Regions from separate parts of the Homo sapiens genome. Here region 2 is linked to region 1. A link is a loop called in an ENCODE intact Hi-C map of the cell type or tissue named here. Cell type or tissue: heart right ventricle. All regions are shown on one strand. Links, peaks and the distances in the headings refer to the core of each region. The heading gives the core; the rest is flanking DNA. Region 1 overlaps CFAP141 (cilia and flagella associated protein 141). Region 2 overlaps UBAP2L (ubiquitin associated protein 2 like).

The links. Hi-C counts contacts between places; a loop is a spot of excess contacts. Peaks named below come from ENCODE experiments on the same cell type or tissue, not always from the same donor. Only the 100,000 strongest peaks of a DNase experiment are listed, where the experiment ranks them.
Region 2: it touches region 1 in a loop (2.8-fold over the local background); 67 of 110 quality-filtered maps call a loop at or near these places.

The regions. Positions count from the first base shown.
Region 1 is chr1:154,194,306-154,202,600 of GRCh38, reverse strand. It overlaps CFAP141 (cilia and flagella associated protein 141), which reads left to right. Exons shown (of 4, transcript NM_001010979.3): 3 at 2,013-2,142; 4 at 3,073-3,516. The coding sequence ends at 3,174. Among named protein-coding and RNA genes, the nearest start is that of MIR190B, 4.7 kb to the right of the region's middle. RefSeq lists a silencer at 4,963-5,192. In heart right ventricle, for the core only: a CTCF peak has its summit at 3,388 (motif pointing left); no DNase peak of the experiment used is centred there.
Region 2 is chr1:154,261,063-154,269,390 of GRCh38, reverse strand. UBAP2L (ubiquitin associated protein 2 like) reads right to left here. Exons shown (of 27, transcript NM_014847.4): 23 at 8,282-8,328; 24 at 7,694-7,799; 25 at 2,823-2,890; 26 at 437-634. Among named protein-coding and RNA genes, the nearest start is that of SNORA58B, 5.5 kb to the right of the region's middle. In heart right ventricle, for the core only: no CTCF peak of the experiment used is centred there; no DNase peak of the experiment used is centred there; H3K27ac peaks cover 1,386 bases.

The sequences.
Region 1 (8,295 bases), core at 1-8,000:
TCTCGATCTCCTGACCTCGTGATCTGCCCGCCTGGGCCTCCCAAAGTGCTGGGATTACAGGCATGAGTCACCGCGGCCGGCCTCACTTAATGTATTTCTGTGTAGATTCAATTTTTTCAACATGTGGAAAATGTACTTTTGATTTTTTAAAAATGCCAACAGTAGATATATGTACATGCATGATGTATATTTATATTCTTTCTATATATTAAAAAACTTAAAACTGGCCTGGCATGGTGGCTCACTCCTGTAATCCCAGCACTTTGGGAGGCTGAGGCAGGCTGATCACTTGAGGTCTGGAGTTCGAGACCAGCCTGGCCAACATGGCAAAACCCCACCTCTACTAAAAATTTAAAAATTAGCAGCCAGGCATGGTGGCTTACGCCTGTAATCCCAGCACTTTGGGAGACTGAGACAGGTGGATTACATGAGGTCAGGAGTTCAAGACCAGCCTGGCCAACATGGTGAAACCTCTGTCTCTACTAAAAATATGAAAATTAGCTGGGCGTGGTGGCATGCACCAATAATCCCAGCTACTCAGGAGTCTGAGGCAGGAGAATTGCTTGAGCCCAGGAGACAGAGGCTGTAATGAACCCAGATTGCGCCACTGCACTCCAGCCTGGCTGACACAGTGAGACTCTGTCTCCAAAAAAAAAAAAAAAATTACCTGGGCGTGGTGGTGGGCGCCTGTAATCCCAGCTACTCAGGAGGATGAGGCATGAGAATTGCTTGAACCTGGGAGGCAGAGGTTGCAGTGAGCCAAGATCGGGCCATTGCACTCTGGCCTGGGCGACTGAGCGAGACTATTTCTCAAAAAAAAAAATTAAAACTTCAATGAAGATTCCAGTCTAGCCAGGGCTGAGAATCACTAGTATGAGGGAAGGGATATTAACTTTAGAGAAATTGGATTTGGGGCCAGGCGCGGTGGCTCATACCTGTAATCCCAGCACTTTGGGATGCTGAGTCAGGCGGATCACCTGAGGTCAGGAGTTCGACACCAGCGTGGCCAACACGGTGAAACCTCGTCTCTACTAAAAATACAAAAATTAGCCAGGTGTGGTGGCACATGCCTGTAGTCCCAGCGACTCAGGAGGCTGAGGCAGGAGGATCACTTGAACCCTGGAGGCAGAGATTGCAGTGAGCCAAGATTGCCTCACTGCACTCCAGCCTGGGTGACAGAGTGAGACTCTGTCTAAAAAAAAAAAAAAAAGCTGGATTTGAGTCCCAGGTCTGCCATTAAGTGACCTTGGGCATCTCACAACTTTTAGTTTCCTTACCTGTATCATGTAAAAATTAATGCCTATGGGCCAGGCGCGGTGGCGCATGCCTGTAATCCCAGCTACTCAAGAGGCTGAGGCAGGAGAATCACTTGAACCCGGGAAGTGGAGGTTGCAGTGAGCCGAGATCACACCATTGCACTCTAGCCTGGGCAACAAGAGCAAAACTCTGTCTCAAAATAAATAAATAAATAAATAAAATAACACCTATGCCACATAGTTACTGTAATGATTAAATGATATTATGTACTTAATACATACTAGGTTCTAAATTACCCTTTTAAGGATTTTACAGTCTTCTAACAGTGGGGCAGAGGTTCCAGGTGAAGAAACAGTCTTGGGCCAGGCGTGGTGGCTCACACCTATAATCCCAGCACTCTGGGAAGCCGAGGCAGGTGGATCACCTGAGGTCAGGAGTTCGAGACCAGCCTGACCAATATGGTGAAACCCTATCTCTACTAAAAATACAAAAAATTAGCTGGGCATGGTGCCAGGCACCTGTAATCCCAGCTACTTGGGAAGCTAAGGCAGGAGAATCACTTGAACCTGGGAGGCAGAGGTTGCAGTGAGCCAAGATTGCACCACTGTACACCAGCCTGGGCAACAAGAGTGAAACTCTGTCTCAAAAAAAAAGAAAAGAAAAAGAAAAAAGAAACAGCCTCACTCTATGGGTTTTTTGTCTCTACTCCTAACTCTAACCCACCCATTCAACCCCCACCTCTGTACCTGGAGCAGGTGGCGAAATTCACATACTCACTGTCTGTGGCAAATGGCATTGGGCCAGAGAAGAAACCCGTATGCCACCCTAAGGATGCAGGACACCATGGTACAGGAATTGGCACTGGCCAAAAAGCAACTACTAATGGTGAGTTCTAGCAGGGCAACCTGAAGTCTCATTCACTACTGCTGTGTGCCTTTGCCCATTGAGTTTTCCAAGCTCTTAGTGTGTGTCATTGCACATTTATCTTGTTTGCCTCTAGGTTTTCAGCATTACACCAGAGCAACACAACTCTAACTCCATTGCCAAAACTCTTTTTCATTAAGTGATTCTTTGCATCCACCTTACAGGCGGCAGGCACATGTTAAAGTCCCAAAGTATACTCTAGTTCCTGCTCCTTTCATCTTGGTGAGACTCAAAACTGCCTCTTAGATCGGGTGTGGTGGCTCAGGCCTGTAATCCCAGCACTTTGGGGGGCCAAGACGGGCAGATCGCTTGAGCCCAGGAGTTCAAGACCAGCTTGACCAACATGCCAAAACCACCTCTCTACTAAAAACACAAAAATTGGCCGGGCATGGTGGCACTTGCCTATAATCCCAGCTACTTGGGAGGCCGAGGCACGAGAATCACTTGAAACGAGGGCAGAGGTTGCAGTGAGCTGAAATTGTGCCACTGCACTCCAGCCTGGGCTACAACGTAAGACTTGGTCTCAAAAAAACAAAAAACAAAAAAAACTGCCTCTTAGTGCGTATCACTTGCCTCTCGGTACCTCTCTCTCTCCCGGGGTCCCCACTTGGTGCCATGTAACCATCTTTGTATCCCAGTTACTTAGTAGAGTTCCTGTTTCATGGTCTGTTCTCAGCAAATATTTGCTGAACATAGGGCTTTGCCTGTGGAGAAAAAAATTGGATAGGCTTCCCTCTGCTGGTTCAGCCTCTCTGCTACCACCCAGCTTTATGTCACAGCTAAGTCCAGCTCCAAGAGAACACAAATAATGGGAAAACAACTAGGAAGAAAGAATAAGAAAGGGTGGTAAACAGAGGCAAACAACACACTCTATTCTGCCCTCTCCACCAGGTCCGTCAAGCTGCCCTGCACCAGCTGTTTGAAAAGGAGCATCAGCAGTACCAGCAGGAACTAAATCAGATGGGCAAAGCTTTTTATGTAGAGAGATTCTGATGGCATCCAAAACACTGCTCTTCCATTCTCAACATGCCTGCTAACCTAGCCTTCTAGAACCTCTACCACCTTGAACCTCCTTCCCAAAACATACCTGGATCTTGCTATCTGTCAGGGACTTAAGACAGCACTTCCACTCTCACTTCTCCACTCTCTCGTTAATCCTTTGCCGCTATTTGGGAAACAATCTATGAAACAACAGTAACAACAAGAGTGACGCCTTGTGGTCATAGTGGGATTTACTATGTTGATGTAAGGGGGCAGGGGTGGGGAGGGGTGGACAATGAGAGTTGAGAATCCTGATTTGGTATAACAAATAAATTTACTTCCTAAAGGCTCAAACTTAGACCACTGGGCTCATTCTTTCATGTCTAAATCTTGATTTGTTTCAAAAGTGCTTATTTTTCAGCTACTGTAATCTTAACCTCCTGGATTTCACTTGCCATCTCTCAGATATCACTTTCACTTATCTTTTATTTATATTTGGACAAATTGTTCTGAATGTGGCTATTAATCTACAGACACCGTAGTGCTTGAGTGAGGAGGCCTGCATTTTGGGTTTTGAGTCAGCTAGTTATTGTGAAACTTTGGACAAGTCTCTTTCCACTGGGCCTGAATTCCCACCTATGCCAAGAGAGAGGATTCCAAACTTAAATGTCTCCAGGGGTCAGGCAGGTAATGTTACAGTTGTAAGGAAATAAGGAGTGGTGGGATTTGTAGGGGGCTGGAAAGAGCAGTCAAAATAAAGGCACTCAAAATTCTGAAAAATACTGAAAAGTACTGATTGACCATGTGCATCATATGAAGGCCATAGACAACTTTACTTACAAGGGTTCACTTTACAGGCTGGGTGAGGTGGCTCACACCTGTAATCCCAGCACTTTGGGAGGCTGAGACAGGTGGATCACCTGAGGTCAGGAGTTCAAGACCAGCCTGGCCAACCATGGCCAAAATGGTGAAACCCCATCTCTACTAAAAATACAAAAAATTAGCCTGGCATGGTGGCAGGCACTTGTAATCCCAGCTACTCAGGAGGCTGAGGCAGGAGAATTGCTTGAACCCAGGAGGCGGAGATTGCAGTGAGCTGAGATCATGTCATTGAACTCTAGCCTGGGTGACAGCAAGACTCCGTCTCAAAAATAAAAAGGGTCCACTTTACATGTGAATGACATCCCAAGCCAGAGAGACCCCCATTTCACAGCCAGTGACAGCTGTAGGAATACACCATGAGTCCCTGAATACACTCCCTGAACACACCATCGCTCCCTGATGTAAATGCCATTATACATTACTTTGTCCTGTGCTCTCACCTTGCCGTTGGCATCCTCACTGGTCACTCATCCTGTCCACATGATATTTTCCTGACCTCAACTCTATGTGCCTTTGTCTCCACTGCAAAACTCATACCCTTCCCTCCAACCAAGTCTGTCTCCATCCTTCAGTCTCCTACTGAATCCCCCATTTTTCTTCTAGCTGTCAGAGCTTCTTCCTCTGCCCCTACACATCCCACTGATCAAGAGGCAGTAGAGTATAAAAATAAGAGCACAGGCTTTGAAGTCAGGTGTGGGTTCAAATTCTGGCTTCACCTCTTTAATTCTTGTGTCATCATATGGAAGTAATTTAGCTTAACTGGCCTCAATTTCCTCTTCTAGGCTGGGCGTGGTGGCTCATGCCTATAATCCCAGCACTTTGGGAGGCCGAGGCAGGTGGATCACTTGAGGTCAGGTATTCAAGACCAGCCTGCCCAATGTGGTGAAACGCTGGCTCTACTGAAAATACAAAAATTAGCCAGGTGTGGTGGCAGGCCCCTGTAATCCCAGCTACTTGGGAGGCTGAGGCAGGGGAATTGCTTAAACCCAGAAGGCGGAGGTTGCAGCGAGCCGAGATTGTGCCATTGCGCTCCAGCCTGGGTGGCAGAGCAAGACTCCATCTCAAAAAAAAAAAAAAAAAAAAAAATTTCCTCTTTTGAAAATTAGGACAATACCCATCTCATAGGCTCATTTGAAGAATTAAGTAAGATAATGTATAAGCCCAGTGCTTGGCACACAGTAGGTATCCTCCATGTTCTCCCTCAGGAGATTTCTCTGTGACCCAGGTCCTCCAGAGGTTGCTTGCTGACCTCTAGGCCAGCCCTCTTATCCAATCAAATATCATTCTCCACCCATGCCCATTCCTCTGTCTGTGCTACATATCCGATATTCAACCCCCAACTCCCATCACCTCTGCTTCCCAAACCCTCTTATCTTTAGTCAATAACTACTCATGAGTGCTTACACACCAGATGACGTGGAATTCACAGCCTAGTTGAAGAGGCAGGCACTGAACAAGTAACGACAAGTATGGTGTAAGTTTTATAGGAGACAAAACATGTGACCTGGATCTGACCCAGAAACCTGAGACTGAGTCGCTCATTCCTTCTGTCTGCCTGTGTCCTCCCCGGCCCTCTATTTTCTGAAGCTTCATCTCACCTTCGCTTTTTTTTTTTTTTTTTTTTGAGACGGAGTCTCGCTCTGTCACCCAGGCTGGAGTGCAGTGGTGCAATCTCGGCTCACTGCAACCTCCCCCTCCCGGGTTCAAGCGATTCTCCTGTCTCAGCCTCCTGGGTAGCTAGGACTATAGGTGCCCACCACCACGCTCGGCTAATTTTTGTATTTTTAGTAGAGATGGGGTTTCAGCATATTGGCCTGGCTGGTCTTGAATTTCTGACATTGTGATCCGCTCACCTCAGTCTCCCAGAGTGTTGGGACTACAGGGATGAGCCACCGCACCCAGCCTTTTTTTTTTTTTTTTTGAGACAGTCTCGCTCCATTGCCCAGGCTGGAGTGCACTGGTACAATCATGGCTCACTGCAGCTTCGACCTCCTGGGCTCAAGCAATACCCCCTCCTCAGCCTCCTGAGTAGCTGGGACCACAGGCACATGCCACCATATCTGGCTTTTTTTTTTTTTTTTTTTTTTTTTTTTGTAGAGATGGGGGTCTCACTGTGTTGCTCAGGCTGGTCTCGAACCCTTGGGCTTAAGCAGTCTCTGCCTTGGCCTCCCAAAGTGCTAGGATTATAGGCATGAGCCAAATAGCCAGCTGCTCCTTCACTTTTTTTTTTTTTTTTTTTAGACGGAATCTCTCTTGTCACTCAGGCTGGAGTGCAGTGGCGCGATCTTGACTCACTGCGACCTCTGCCTCCCGGGTTCAAGTGATTCTTCTGCCTCAGCCTCCCAAGTAGCTGGAACTACAGGCACCTGCCACCACACCTGGCTAATTTTTTTGTATTTTTAGTAGAGACAGGGTTTCACTATGTTGGCCAGGCTGGTCTCAAACTCCTGACCACATGATCTGCCTGCCTCGGCCTCCCAAAGTGCTGGGATTACAGGCGTGAGCCACCACACCCGGACTGCACCTTCACTTTTTAAATCTTCCCCCATATTTGTCTCCCAGGCCGCTTATTGCTTCTTTTACACAGGCAGTATATTTTGGCGTTAGGAGAACAGGCTTTAACACTGGACAGATCTGGGTTTCAGTGCTGGCTCTGTCACTGACTGTGTGGCCTTGTGCAAATTATTTTAATTTTCTGGGTTACAGTTCTTTATGCTGTATGTAAAAAGGGAGATAATGCCTAATTCATTGGGTTGCTGTGGGGATTAAATAAAGCACTTAGCAGCAAGTAGCACAAAATGTCCAATAAATGGTAACCCATAATGATGTTTTCTTGCTCCTATGATAGTTTTTTTCCTTCATTCCTTTCCATTACATGGGCTCCCCTTACCTCCAACCAGACTCCCTCACCAACTCCTTCTATTTTGCTATTCTTCTTTCCTCTGTTCATCTGAACCCACAGAATGCCCCATCCCCTCTGCCTTGATCCCTGACCTTGGCCTCTTCCCCCAGGGCTTGTCAGTGCCAGGCTGGCTCCAGTATTGGCAGGTTGGCCCCCTACAGAGCCCATCTCTTCTGATCCTCTCTATCTATTCTGTCTGCTCTCATAACATCACCCCATCATACCCATTCAGCCCCTCTTCCCTCTGTGGCGAATGCTATAACCAGCTCCTCTGGCTCAGAGGGGCTCAGTCCTGTTTGAAATGGCTACATAGTAGATATTTCCAGGAGAGCTAAACGGCTTGTATCAAAGGCCATCTGATGTTTCTGCCTAGGTATGCCATACAAACTCTCCTTCCAAGACAGCTGCTTCTCCCCTGCATCCATATTCCCAGTCTGCCTCTCTGTTCCTCTAGTGCCCCAAACATTAAAGTCCTTTCATTCCTGCTAGTCTCTTTCCCAGCCTCTCTTCCTCCAGCTTCTGATTCTTGAATGTGGGTAAGCTTCTCAGAGAAGGGAACTAGAACTTGAGGGGTTAAGGGTAAGAAGGGAGAGCAAGAAAGTACAAATTACATACACATCCCCTTTAGGAGCCAAAAAGGAACAAAGACATAAGACAACATCACAGATGCCTACCTTGGGGCCTGTATATGCCGATTTGTTAGTCTTCCCCTGAAAGGCAAGAGCCACACAACAGGAATTGACTGGGGCTTGGGACAAGCTATTGATCTAGATCAAGGACACTGTGGAGTTGGTATATGCTGGGGTTTGGGGTGGGTGTCTGGAATGGGAACAAGGACACATGGAACAGGCCTAGGGGCTGAAGCAGAGTGTCCTCCTCCCACCCCCACACTTCCACTCAAGCCCCCCAGCCCCCAATGCAGCTATAACTTGGGCTCTTTTCTGCCACAGTGGAGAGAAGCATCTGCCTGCCACATGACATTCAACAGACCTGATTCTCTCCAAAAGAGAAATTTCCCATGTGGGAATCCGGCTGGATCCCTGTGAGGGAAGACCCTTGGAGAACGCAGCCTGGAGTTCTGGTAAAAAGCCCTAGAAGAGGAGAGGACTCCTGTGGACTGCAGGCTGCTTCCTGGCAGAAGTTTCCTCTCTTACCCTCAGTCTAAAGCCTTAGTTTCAATTCTGCCAGGCAAGGTGGGGAACTATAAGTCTTCTCTTCTGGAGCCCACGATGGAGCCTGCCAGGGAGACAAGTTATTCTTCTGTTCTGGACATCCAAGGGTGACTTTAAGGAGGATGCCTGGAGGACATGGGGAGAAGGTGAGAAGGGTTAAGCTGGCAGAAAGGGGAA
Region 2 (8,328 bases), core at 74-8,073, 67 kb before region 1:
CAACAGAGAATCATCTGCAAATATGGTAGCTGAGGCAGAACCAGGATATATGGAAAATAAAGGGACAAACTTTGACAATAGAACTCCACCATTAGAAGGGAAAGCTAAAATGTCAGGGAAGAGGGAAGGCTGGGAGAGGAAAGAGGGAAGGTGTGACCCAGGTCTGATGGGATGAGGACAACTGTGGCACAGGAGGAGAAGGGCACCAAAGGAATTGGGCAAAAAAGGTTTCAACCCGGCCCTTCTCTGAGATTTCCTTTGCCGGCCGCTCGTGTTATGTGCGCTTGTGTCTGTATGTGCTGTGTGCCCATGACTGGCGCTGGGGAGGGATTGGGTGAAGGTGGTGGTGAGGAAGGGTAAGAAAAGGAAAGGGAAGGCAGTTTTAAGGGATAGGAAGGAAGAGGAAGGGAAAGGAGAGAAGGGGAAGGGCTATTACCTGGCCATCCTGCTGCAGGTGATGGTGAAGGATCTGAGAATGCGGCTGCTGATGGGGGGTCAGAATGTGCATAAAGGGGGCAGGTGGGTAGGCAGCAGCTGTGGCCGGATTGATGGGGCCCCCACTTCCTAGGGCTGAAGGCAAGTTGAAGGAAGCAGCAGGAGTACCGGAATGAAAACCTTGTTTCTCAAAGGACTGCTATCCAGGAGGCCAGGAGGAGACAGAGTAAAAGGGATCAGCAAACTAGTCTTGGGATTTTTCCTGAGCTCAAGCTCCCTGACCCTCAGAAAGCAGCATGGTGTCACAGAAGGCACAGTACACTTGAAGTCACATATTCAGGTCTCAGTCTCAGCTCTGCTCTTATTTAAGAACTGTGTGAACCTGGGCATACTACTCAATCTCTTAGCCTCAGTTTCCTCAGATATAAAACAGGGATGCTACAAACCTGTTGTAAAGACCAAATAGGCTGGGCATGGTGGCTCACATCTGTAATCCCAGCACTTTGGGAGGCCAAGATGGGTGGATCACACAAGGTCAGGAGTTTAAGACCAGTCTGGCCAATATGGTGAAACCCCGTCTCTACTAAAAATACAAAAATTAGCCGGGCATGGTGGCGGGCGCCTGTAATCCAGCTACTTGGGAGTCTGAGGCAGGAGAATCACTTGAACCTGGGAGGTGGAGGTTGCAGTGAGTCAAGACTGTGCCACTGCACTCCAGCCTGGGAGACAGAGGGAGACTCCATCTCAAGAAAAAAAAGAAAAAAAAAGGCTGGGCGCAGTGGCCCATGCCTGTAATCCCAGCATTTTGGGAGGCCAATGCAGGCGGATCACCTGAGGTCAGGAGTTTGAGACCAGCCTGACAAACATGAAGAAACCCCGTCTCTACTAAAAACACAAAATTACCCGGGCATGGTGGCACATGCCTGTAATCCCAGCTACTTGGGAGGCTGAGGCAGGAGAATCGCTTGAACCCGAGAGGCGGAGGTTATGGTGAGCCCAGATCGCACCATTACACTCCAGCCTGGGCAACAAGAATGAAACTCCGTCTCAAAAAAAAAAAAAAAAAAAAAAAAAAGACCAAATAAGAGGATGGAATGTGGAAGCACTTTGTAAAACTGAATGTCATATGTGAACATCATGAAATCCGAACTTAGAACTCCAGGCTGGGCATGATGGCTCACATCTGTAATCCCAGCACTTTTGGGAGGCTAAGGCGGGTGGATTGCTTGAGCCCAGGAGTTCGAGACGAGCCTGGGCAACATGGCAAAACCCTGTATCTACCAAAAAACAAAAATACAAAATACAAAACAAACAAAAAACAAAAATACAAAAATTAGGCAGGCCTGGTGGTGTACACCTATAGCCCCAGCTACTCAGAAGGCTGAGATTCCACCACTGCACTCCAGCCTGGGTGACTTCTTGAGACTGTCTCCAAAAAAAAAAAAAAAGGCAAACCAATAGTGTCCCTACCCCTTCCAATATTCCTTACAAAAATAGTAACTCCGCTGGGTGCAGTGGCTCACGCCTGTAATCTAGCACTTTGGGAGGCCAAGGTGGGCAGATCATGATGTCAGGAGTTCGAGACCAGCCTAGCCAAGATGGTGAAACCCCGTCTCTACTAAAAAATACAAAAATTAGCAGGCGCGGTGGTGGGCACCTGTAATCCCAGCTACTCAGGAGGCTGAGGCAGGAGAACCGCTTAAACCCAGGAGGCAGAGTTTGCAGTGAGCCGAGATCACACCACTGCACTCTAGCCTGGGTGACAAGGCAAGACTCCATCTCAAAAAAAAAAAAAAAAAAAAAACTCGTTGGATATTTCAAAAGAAATAAACACATACTGAGATATTTGAAGTGCTGAAGGTCTTGTGCATGAAGTGCCCCCCCAGACCCCCAGTGCTTTATAGCAAACTTTAAGTATTTATGGTGATGGGGGATAAAAGCAACATAACAAACCTGTGGATCACTCAAATGCTTCATTAGTTACTAGGTCGTCTCCTTTCCCACTCCCACTGTTATAGATTTACTCAAAGAATGGAATGAACTAGTTTCCTGTCACTCTCATACTTATTCTCTTGAAAAGTTATGAAAAAGGTTGGGAGTAGGTAGGAAAAGGGGCCAGGAGAGTTGCACAGTAAATTACATGACACGATAAACAATTTGCCACGCTTTACCTTCCTATTACGTTTCTCGTTTTTTTTCTCAGAGGGCTAAATTTTAACTTCTTAGAGGAAGTGAAGTCTAGAGAAGACCTTTCATTTAGAAAAAGTAGGATGGGTTTCCTGCCACCTCTCCTAGGGTTCTTCTTGTCCACTGTTATTTCTACCATTGCAACTCCACCTCCTCTATGTCTATCTCTTTTCCACTTTTATCCAGAGCCAGGCACCTACCTGGGTTTTGGAGTACACAGAACCCGAGATATCTGGCACGCCCGTGTTACTGGAGGTGACTGAAACACCTGGGGGAGGAGGAAACAGACAGGAGGATTAGCTCAGCTAGCTACCTGGCCCTTATTCCTGAGATGAGGTGATATCTGTAGCCTTTCTAGCTATACCAATGCAAGGGAATTTTGGTCGGTTTTCCAGCTTCAAGTTAGTCCTGAGAGGTAAGAGTTCATGAAACAAAAGCTCCCTAAGGGTTCTTTGGCCCTTCCCAGGTACGTGTTGAGTATACGTGAGAGAGAGTGAGGTAAGTTGTTTTTTGGTGGGCAAGGGGATATGACCAAACCTCACTAGCATACACTGTTTTCAAAACACTTCTGTGCCAAAGTCTAGCAGGAATATAATAAACTTTTAATTTTAATGTCCATTTCAAATCAATCCACCCAAATGCCACTCAGTTTTATTCCTGGAGACTGGGGCAGTCTGGCCCTCTCTCTTCCTGAAGTGACATTTCTGGGCTCAAAATCCATGCCTCCACTGCATAAGTACTAGAGGAGCAGTCCACTTTAATCCCCAAGGGCACTCTCATTCTCAGAGCCTCAGCTCAATTAGTCCAGCTTCTTTAGTCTTGGAGCATCTAGGCTAAATCTTCAAACTTAAGATGTAAAGGTCTAGTATCAAGATCAATTTCCATGTACACAATTTAAGCCTAAGTGTAGCGGGGTGGGGAGGGATAGGTAGACAGGAGTAGGCCATCTCCTATAGCCTAGGTGGAACACAAAAACCACGTCATTTTCAGTATACAACTTCAGCTTCTCCGTAAGATAAAAGCTCTCATACCCCAACTCTCATATTTCCTGTTGAAAAAAACTCCCTACTAACCACTACAACTTTAAAGAAACCAGAGTAGTACAACATGTCATTCTAATTTGTACTCCTCAAACAAATAAATACTCATACTATATTCCATCACCTGGGGTATAAGGCATCGGGTCAAGAAGATAGGAAAAGCCATGAAATAAATAACCTAACATCTTTTATACTTTCCATTTTGAAACAAAGATGTGAAGAAAAGTAAGTAATTTAACTAGGAATATAAAGCATGATTTTAAAAAGATATATTAGTTTTTATAAAAATAAAACAAAGCTTCAGAAAAACTTTGCCTGTCTATGCCCTTGGATCCTTCCCATCAGAGGTACACATTTCCTTCTCCTCTGCTATCAGGAACACTGATGGAAAAGAGTTTTAGAAGCAGTGTACTAGAGTGGCCAAATCACAAATAAGGAATCCTCCATTCACCCACAATTCAAACTCTAGAACCTAAATCCTCCCAATGCCTCAGACAAAGGCAGCCTTCCAAAGTTAAGCCCACCTTGAACAGTCACTTTTGAAGTGGTATCTTAATCTGGAAAACCTTCCCAACATCCTAAGTCCAGATAGTTCCTGGGAGGGGCAAACACTAACTAGGAAAAATAACGGAACTACAGAAAACCAAGCAAGAGAAAATACTTCCTCATCTCCGAAGCATCAACTGTCTAAAGACACTGAAGTAAAAGAAGGGAACGATACAGGAGTATCTTAAAGGGCTAATGGGGTATTTTTTCCATTCCCTTTTCAAACCCGAGGTGCCCATCTGGCAAATCACTGAGTAACAGGCATAACTTTTAAGAATAGGAAGTTCAGTTATGGAAAAGGCTTAAGCTAGTAAGTTCATGTGGAAGGGTGGAGAGTAAAGGTGGAATAAACAGGATATAAGTAGAACATTTTTAAGTCAAACCAAAAGAGAGAATTTATCTTTACTGCAAAGGCAAAAAAAAAATAAAAAAATAAAAAATAGCATAGTTGGTCACCTTCTGCAGTGAGGCTAGGCTGCCTATATTGGATGGAAGAAATGACTAACTGGATTCTCAAGCCGAGTGGTAGGGAGGAATTCAGCTCCAGTGTGCCCCTACCTGATCTCATTCTTTCCAGAGTTTAGGCTAAAAACAGCTTCTAGTCCAGAGGCCTTATCTTTGATATGAGGTTGAAGGGACTGAGAATGCAGGAACCATAATACTCTGTAGTAGCCATAATAATCTCAATTACAGTATTAGAGACCTAGAAAATAATGGGTACTGATTTCACTACCCCTCACCAGTTATTAGGAAGATCTTCAGACTACAGAGTTCTCTTGCTTTCCTTCCAACATCAACACCCCCTACTTATCCCCAAACAGTGACAATACCAGAATCACGTGGGCAGCAGGGCAGAGACACATGAATCTATCTCTCCCACCATGGCAGCCCCTGGGAAAGGTGGTCACACTCCACAGAGCAAAATTACTCCAAAGGGCTGGGAACAAATACAAGGAAAGCTGAATACTTTGGTTTCTAATTCACCCAGGGTGGTGATCTCACTGTCCACGTTAACTTTATAAACAAAGGGCTAATGTTGTATGCTAGCTGGACTGGGAGGGAATTAGAATTTCCATAGTCAAGGAGATATCTGACCAAACCGCTCCTGCACATCCTTAGCTTATACCCACAAATGCAAAACTGGTAATCCACGATCTCTGAAAAGCCATCAAGGGACTAAGAACAATGTTCCAGGATAGCACAGTCGCCACAGAGCCTGAGTCATCAACTAGCTTATCACTAATGACTTTATCAGATCTTAGCCACTTGGCCTTTAGGAACCAGATAGATGTGGGAATTAAGCCTTGAAAGATACTTCTCTAACAGCTCTGAAAACTCTCTCTTTTGCCTTTCACCATGACATGACACTCCAAACTTTTTTGTCCTTTCCCCCACTGCTTATGTAAGAGGCAAAGGAAAGATCTAAATGGAAAAATGAAGCAACATAAGCATGGAGAATCAGGTATTTCTACAAATAGTTTCCTTTACCAACTAATCAACAGGTGGGAAACTGAGGCTGTTTCCCCTCCCCCCACCTTCATAAAACCACCATACTGAAAAATTAATAGTTCTTTGGCTATGCTGGGGTTTGATTAAAAAGGCCACCCTCCACCCTTCATCCACAGCACAGCATTGGTTCCTAGTGTCCACAAAGACATGCACGGAAAGAACGCCAGAGTTAGCTAAAGAAATACCACAGTTTATTGAAGACTACAAATATTTTTGTTACAAGTTGAAACTACATGCCTTCCAGAAATCAAAAGCAACAGCAGGTGTGTGCATTGATGCTTCGAAGGTGCTGCACCGCTTGAACTTGAAATGGGTAAGACAGGGTCAGACACATGGGGGAGAGGGAAATGGGGGAGGGGCAAGTTCAAAAGCCCAGAAGGTATCCACCAACTCATTTCCCCAAGCCACGCAGGCCATGGCCTCAGCTCAGCAGGCTCTCCTCAGTGGTCTGGTTTCTGAAACAAGACTTCAGTGCAAATTTATACACACACACAAAACACAGCCCCCAGCCTTGGGCCAAATTAGCTCTCAGCCGTCCAGAAATGCTTGTAAGGGGGTGGATATTTTCTTCCTAAAAGGAATCAAATACATAAAAATAAATGAATGGAATGACAAAAGCCCTTTGTGGGGTTGGGAACTGGGGGTTCTCAAGGGCTGATATAATACGTTTCTGAATTCTGAAGGGAGGCAAGAAGGTGGGATTTCTAGAATCAGGTATGCCAATTCTCTTATATTATCCATCACCTACCTCTTAAAATTCGTGAACCTGGTCCAACTAAGACTTCAACCTAATGTCCTCAGAAAGGGGCCACCACTCCAAGTCAAAAGGCTTATAATCCTCCCCACCAAGATTTAGGGTGAACCTTGCTCAATGACAGGGGTGGCCACAAGGAGTCTATGTATTAAATCTCAATGGGGCTTCTCAGGATTTGTTTAATTTAACTCATGACCCACTCTAACTCATGCAGCACAGTTCAAAGCTCCACTTGGCTATCAGTTCCTAGCCCTTACTGCCTTCTGTGCTCTTCCCAATTATTGAAAACTGTGGGCAACTGACCCACCCAGAGCCCACATAAGGGTGAAAAACACATGCTGCTCTATCCAAATCACCATGAAACTGTAACTGAGCTGACAGCTTTGAAGGACAACCCCCATCCCCAACCCTAAGCAATCAGAGAAACCTACTCCTCCCCTATTCATCTACAAGTCGCTGAAAAGGTACAATTATATTATTCAAAGATTCCTTCTCACTCCCTGTCCTCCAAAAGTAGAGCACAGATGTCAGGTATGGAAGCAAGGGAGAGGCTGAGTATCTTTTAGGTAAGTACCCATCCAGAGGATTCCTACAATTCCCTCCCTGCCATCACATATGCAAAAAGACTTGCAAAGAGACCAGCCATACAAATGAAGGAACCTAAAGGCCCAACTCTCCCAGTCCAATTCCCACTCTATTAAGTATGGTCACGCCTACTCCTTTTTCTCCACAGTTTAGGTCTTCTAGCTAGGGAATAAAAAAGGACACATAAGAAAAGTAGTGCTACAAAGTGATTTAAGCCAAACCTATCGTAGGCTGCTAGCTATGAACCCATTTAATCCTTCTACTCAGTGAATACACCCCCCTTTTGTACTATCAGTGCCATACATACTATTAACACTTGCCTCCACTGACATTTCAGCAAAATCTTGGGGCTCCTTGCCCTACTTCCACCCACACTTTTGGCCAACCAACATATTCTAAAAACCAACACATACTCTTGGGCATTCCCGTCACAAATAGTGGACACATGTCCTAGTATCAAGCTCCTCTGTTGGTGCTGCTCCCACAGATACCCAAGTCAGCCAAGCATTAACAATCATACCTGGGGCAGCGGCACACCCTCACCAATCCCATTTTCTCAAGCACCAAGTCTTCCTCCCTGAAATTTATCCAATAACACCCCACAGATAACACCGAGCCAGAGACAAGGTCAGCTTACCAGTGTTGTATCCATGAGACCCATATCCACTCGGCTGTTGGAAAGGGGTGGCCGATGCATTCACACTGACATTCACACCATGCTGCTTGGAAGAGGTAGGAGCCACCTAAAGAGCAAAAAGGCCAGATTTGCAGTGACTTGGCAGCAGAATACCATCTGTCCCACTTGTCCTGCTCCAGGTACTGGCCATTCAGATGGCTACCTATCCTGATGCAAGTTGACTACAGTTTGCTTAGTGAAATTAGCTCCTTACTAACTGTTCTAGAATCTACTAATGAAGTCAAGAAATGGTAGTTTGGAGGAAGAAAAAGGGACAATGGCAGCAGGGAATGAATGAATCTGAGTGAAGCAAAGCTGTATGGTATCATATTCTCCCTTTGGCAAATTCTAAGACTAGGCAATCCCTATCCTAATTCCACCAATTCCAGCCCCATTCCCCCACCACCCTGCATCAGGCCAAAAACAGGCCAGAGGTGGAAACTGTTCCTCCTCATCCATTATTAAAGTCATTGACCCTTAAAAGCAGCTAGGATAGTGTCCAGGGCTAGGATCCTTCACCACAAGGAGTGACCAAAGCCAGGTACTCACAGGGAACACAGCAGGCCCATACTGGAAGGTGCTGGGGAGGCCCGGGA